Linked DNA regions of Homo sapiens: region 2 is linked to region 1. Evidence: read pairs that join two places in POLR2A ChIA-PET (ENCODE). Cell type or tissue: OCI-LY7. All regions are shown on one strand. Each heading gives the region's core, and the rest is flanking DNA. Links, peaks and the distances in the headings are about the cores only. Region 1 overlaps STON2 (stonin 2). Region 2 has its middle 9.6 kb from the start of LINC02308.

What was found. ChIA-PET counts read pairs that join two places held together with the same protein. Peaks named below come from ENCODE experiments on the same cell type or tissue, not always from the same donor. Only the 100,000 strongest peaks of a DNase experiment are listed, where the experiment ranks them.
Region 2: POLR2A ChIA-PET joins it to region 1 with 11 read pairs; 3 of 35 experiments call an interaction of 5 or more read pairs at or near these places.

The regions. Positions count from the first base shown.
Region 1 is chr14:81,329,962-81,332,869 of GRCh38, reverse strand. All of the region lies in intron 4 of STON2 (stonin 2), which reads left to right. It also overlaps the pseudogene RPS24P3. Among named protein-coding and RNA genes, the nearest start is that of STON2, 69 kb to the left of the region's middle. In OCI-LY7, for the core only: no CTCF peak of the experiment used is centred there; no DNase peak of the experiment used is centred there.
Region 2 is chr14:81,458,307-81,461,214 of GRCh38, reverse strand. No RefSeq gene overlaps it. Among named protein-coding and RNA genes, the nearest start is that of LINC02308, 9.6 kb to the right of the region's middle. In OCI-LY7, for the core only: no CTCF peak of the experiment used is centred there; a DNase peak (open chromatin) is centred at 1,584; H3K27ac peaks cover 395 bases.

The DNA.
Region 1 (2,908 bases), core at 318-2,817:
CAGGAAGATCAATAAACTAAAAACTTTCATGTGAAAAAAAAGCTCTTAAAATAATGACTGATATAATAAATATGCTTAATGGATAGATGTCAGCTCTTCCAATAATTTATTATTATTTTATTATAGTTATTATGACAATGTCTTGAATCCATAAAGAGCAAATCTAATCTTTTTTTCATATGACAGCTTCTTCCCTGTTTGAAAAGTGCTAAAATCCTCAGTCCCAGAAAGTCTGCTTGTCAATTTAGTTCTACAGAAATGGCAAAAAGTTGTAGATGACAGTAAGTTCAAGGCACTGAGGTAGGTTTAGTATACTCAAGCCCATGTGGGGAACATATGGTAAGATATTTTTAATATCTGAGTAATAATGCCTTCTTCCCAGGAATTTCTATCCCCAAAAGAGAGGTTTTTAAAGAGTAGAAGTAAAATAAATCTAAAAAGAAAATGGTTGGGTTTCTTTGCCGGTTCAAAGGTAATCCTTGCTTTATGATGCATATAAAATTTTGCTTTCTTGTGTGTCATTTATGTGATAAAATCTTAGACATTTTAAAATGCGAATGTGACTTCTTTCAGAATCATCCCAAACATACAAAGCAAGCTGGATATCCTCATTTGCTAATAGATGGTGTTGGGTGAATATTCTCATAACTTTCAGAGACCATGGAAGATCTGGCCCGAAAAGTGCCCATCTGTGGCAGCGGCTCAGGGAGGCCCACAGCCTCTGCAGACCTTCCCACCGCTCCCCAGCCATGATGCTGAGGAACTTCTCCAGAAATTTGGTTTTGGCAGGCTCAGAGGCTGGGAGAGAAGTCCAAGTGCCTATTCTAAGGGGGTTGTAACCCCATAAATATGTTTATGACCCATTTTATTGCCGACTTCTGGCTTTAAAGGAGGATCCACTGTTTTGTTTGAGAATAAAAATCAGTTTCTCTCAGACAGTCATGCAGGAGTGTCTTCCCTGGGAAGATGACAGACCAAATCTTCATTAAACTGTTGAGGAATGAGGGCAAGCAGGGCTTCCTCTGGCCCTTCCCACAGTAGTTGGCAGCAGTTAGGCTAGGATGTGTGGGCTCCTCAGAGCCTTTTGTTTGGTTTCTATGGCTCTAACCTCAATTAGCTGCTCTGCATGGAGAGGAGGGACAATGCAGCTTTTAACCCAAGTCCAACGGCTTCAACATAGGTCTCTTTTTCCTCTCCCTCTATCCATGGCTGGATTTAGGCCTGGAGGCCTTCTTTATGAAGTGATCTGAGGGTCTGCAGTGAAAGTTCATTCGTTGTATTGGTGGGCAGTGGATGAGGGTATGGGAGGAAAATGTCTAGGGTCTAACAACTTTGCCTGATACTAGTTTGTGGCTCTGTACCCCCCCTCCCAGTAGTATTGAACTGTGGTCCTGCAGAAGTCTATGCTGGAGTCACTGACACGTCAGATCCAGTCCTGGCTCTGCCTTTTCTAGGCAGTTTTCCAGCCAGTGAAATGGGGTTGGTCCAACCCCCTAGAACCTCTGAGTGGAATAATTAAAAGAGCAAATGTAAAGAAATTAGCACAGTGTCTGGTGCATAATTCTCCTATCCACATTTCCAAAGACACATGGGGCTAAAGTCTCTTTCTTGCTTCCAGCAAGTACCCAAAGCATCTGTGGCAGTCGTAAAGAAATAATACATTCTAGCAGTCACTGAGAAAGGCTGGTTTTTTATCTTAGAAAGAGAAAAGCTTGAATTGCTTTAGCCTTGAGGTATGTACACATGCCACTGCACGTGCACACACAAGCCTGCACACATACACACCGGTTTCTCAGGTGCTTTTGACCCATAGCTGGATCTCTGAGTACCACCTCCATGTTTTGCCCCGTGGCTTTGGTGGTGCCATTTCAGAGTGAACCAATAGGAAATTATTAAGCAGACCCCAAATGTGAGCACAGCTCTTAGTCATAGTCTCTTCTGCTTCCTTCCTTGCACTAACTTAATCACTAAGCAGCTTGTTATGGCTTGTTCTCCAGAAAGGTAGAGAGAAGTCTATTGCATAGTCCTGTCTGTAAGGCCAGCTAATCCTTGGGCATGCAGGACTTTTGAGTAGGTGCTAATAGATGGTGTGAAAGGAGGTAATTTTTGCCCTGAGGGAGCTAAGCTAGGAAAATAAAACTAGCACACCTGCAATAATTAGCCACCAATTAAGTGCTAAATCATGTGCTCCTGACAGTGTTGGAATGCAGTGTGGGTGAGGGGAAATTTGAGGTGGACACTGGCTCTCTTGGAGCTTTGGCAAGATTCAGCTGTGCCTTGCTGAACAATTGAGCAATGTTGTAAAAAATACATTTTTAATAAATATGTGTGACAGCTTTTCCCACTTCTTTTTAAAAATATTAGATCAGAATTTTAAGACATTTTATTATAAAACACTACTATAACATAAATAACATTTTAAGAAAAAAAAAAAGACACCATCTCTAAATCCCAAAGCCCTAACACAGTTCATTTATCAAAGATCGTAACTCAGTCTCTACAGTGTCCAGCTCAGTGCCTGGCACACAAAGGGAGGGCTTGTGAGTGGCCACCATGACTGTTTACCATCACAAGTATCCAGATACGGCTTTGTAAAGGGTGCCAGACCAGCACCTCTCACATGCCAGGTTCTCCACTGCATTATTGCATTTGAATTCTTCTCACGGTGCCGAGAGGGGGTGATGGTATGCTGAGGCTTGGCATGGTTGAATAACCAGGGGAGTGCTAAGGAGCATCCCACGTCAGAGAGTGTAGATGTTTTTATTAGGCCATGGAGCCTCCCTGAGATACAACAGGATAGAGAGGTGGATACCTAGGATAAAGTACTTCTCCCCCAACGTGGGATGGTGTTAATATTCCCCCTTTCCCTCCTGTGGAGGAAGACGGAAGCTGCCTTACCCTACAAAGG
Region 2 (2,908 bases), core at 306-2,805, 130 kb before region 1:
GCATATGACTTTTAGTACATGAAAGATAGTCAGCCTCACTAGTAAAAGAAATGCAAACAAAAACTACACCGAGAGCTCTTTGGAGATTCTTATTGGGAAAGTGGGACCACCTTATATAGCAGACGTCCTCCTGGGGGACCACCGCTGAGCGACCTGCAGCTGCAGACGCTTTCAGCACACACTGTGCTTCCCACATCTGAGGTCTGCTTCTCTCTGCTTCTCAGCTTCTCACGGATGTGGAAAGAACAATGTTGGAAGGTGGGAGCTGAAGAGGTCTGGGAAGTTGTGTATGGAGGGCCTATGGAGTGGATACAAAGCTCAAGGGTCGAGCCAGGTGCGGGGGGGTCACACCTGTAATCCCAGCACTTGGGGAGGCTGAGGTAGGTGGATTGCCTGAGGTCAGGAGTTTGAGACCAGCCTGGCCAACATAGTGAAACCCCGTCTTTACTAAAAATACAAAAAATTAGCTGGGCGTAGTGGCGGGTGCCTGTAGTCCCACCCACTAGGGAGGCTGAGGCAGGAGAATCACTTGAACCTGGGAGGCGGAGGTTGCAGTGAGCCAAGATCGCACCATTGCACTTCAGCCTGGGCAACAAGAGCAAAACTCTGTCTCAAAAAAAAAAAAAAAAAAAGCTCGAGGATCTTTTGCTTCTCATGTCATTGCACTCAACAACTGAGTAGACAAGATGACTCCTCAGGTTGCTGACAGCTTTCCTCTGTTATCCCAGTGCTTTGAAAAAACAAGTCACGTGCAGTGGCTTACACTCATAATCCCAGCACTTTGGGAGGCTGAGGTGGGAGGAGTGCTTGAGCCCAGGAGTTTGAGACCAGTCTGGGCAACAAAGGGAGACCCTGTCTCTACAAAAAGTAAAAAATTAGCTGGGTGTGTTGGTGCATGCCTCTAGTCTCAGCTACTCAGGAGGCTAAGGCAGGAAGATTGCTTGAGCCCAGGAGTTCAAGACCAGCCAGGCAACATAGGGAGACCCCCGTCTCTCTAAGAAACAAACAACAAAAAAATTTAGCTGGACATAGTGGCCTGTGCCTGTGGTACCAGCTACTTGGGAGGCTGAGGTGGGAGGATCCCTCGGGCCTAGGAGGTCGAGGCTGCAGTGAGCCGTGATCTCACCACTGAACTCCAGCCTGGGCAACAGAGCAAGACCCTGTCTGAGAAAGGGAGAGAGAGAGGTAGGGGGAGAGAGAGAGGTGGGGGGAAAGACAGAGAGAGAGAGAAAGAAATTTAGAAAACAGGGTGGATGGTGGAGGAGGAAGGCACAGGGTCCACCTTCCTTAGAAAGCAGCTGGCAGCCAGCAAGAGCTCCTGGAACTGGCACCTTGCACAGCTGAGGGGTCCCCCTCATCTGCCTCAGGCACACCCTCCAGTCAGAGCTGGAATTCTTTTAAGTGCAGCTTGGTTCCTCTGGCTGTATTTCAAGGGCTGTCTTGGCATTTTGGTGACATTGTTTGCCTCTCCTGTCCTGAGACTGTCTGTGTCTGCGACCTGACTGGTTCCTGATGAACAGTAGGAACAGAAACTGTCTTCCCCATTCGGACACAGGAAGCCAGCTTGTCCCCTAGAAGGCTGGACAAGGAATGGCAATGGTTTTGGAAGCAGAAAACAAACCTGCTGGACTGTGAAAGGAAGCGGTAGGGTGTGGGGAGAGCAATGACTTCCGTGCGAGCAGCAGAGAGAGGTTTTGAAAGAGACTCAGAGATATGTGTGACCCCCAACAAATCTTCAGTGGATAAAATGCTTGGTGTGTGTTAACTGGCTTTTAACTAGAGAAGGACTCACAGTAATTTGTAAACGACTATGTTTTGGTCGTGACTCCTTTATTCCTCTTTTTTTGTCAAAGAAAGAATGCCAACTGTAATTACACACAAGGGAAAGTACAAGTTATTCTAAACCCTGACTGGTGCCAAATGCATTCATGAGTGGAGAGGACGTTTCCCAAGTGACCTTTGGGAGAATTTTTTTAAATCCAGAAACTCTAAAATTAAGAGGAAACGGGGCCGGGTGTGGTGGCTCACACCTGTAATCCCAGCACTTTGGGAGGCCAAGGCAGGCGGATCACCTGAGGTCAGGAGGTCGAGACCAGCCTGGCCAACATGGTGAAACCCCGTCTCTACAAAAAATACAAAAATTAGCCAGGTGTGGTGGTGGGCTCCTGTAATCCCAGCTACTCGGGAGGGTAAGGCGGGAGAATGGCTTGAACCACGGAGGCGGAGGTTGCAGTGAGCCAAGATTGTGCCACTGCACTCCAGCTTGGGCAACAGAGTGAGACTCTGTCTCAAAAAAAAAAAAAAAAAAAAAAAGAAGAAAAATAAGAAACTACGATAACGGTTCAAATGTTTCTAAGTTAAGAGGTGAGATTGTCATTGGAGACGTTCCCTCATTCATTCCATGTCCTGCCCCACACACCAAACCAGAGTCCAAGGCTCCCAGGGTTCCCAAGCTCCTGGTAGGATGGCCCTCCTTGGCCCAGATGCCAGTAGACTCAAGACTACCAATCTTCTGGGAGATTTCTGACAGTCACCTCCATTCCGCTTTGCTCTCAGCATCCCAACTTTCTCCAACATCAATGAGCACGGTTCCTACAGAGTGTCATGCCAGCATGATTGAGTCTCAGCTGTTCATAGCTAGCAGTCCTGTACCCCCTTGACAGTGGTGACTGGGCTAGGGTAGTGTTTCTCAATTTTTTTTTTTTAAGACAGAGTTTTGCCCTGTCGCCCAGGCTGGAGTGTGCAGTGGCGTGATTTCCGCCCACAGCAACCTCTACCTCCCGAGTTCAACCAAGTCTTCTGCCCCGTTCAGCCTCCTGAGTAGCTGAGACTACAGGCATGCACCATCACGCCTGGCTAATTTATATTTACATATATATATTATAAAATATATAATTATATAATATAT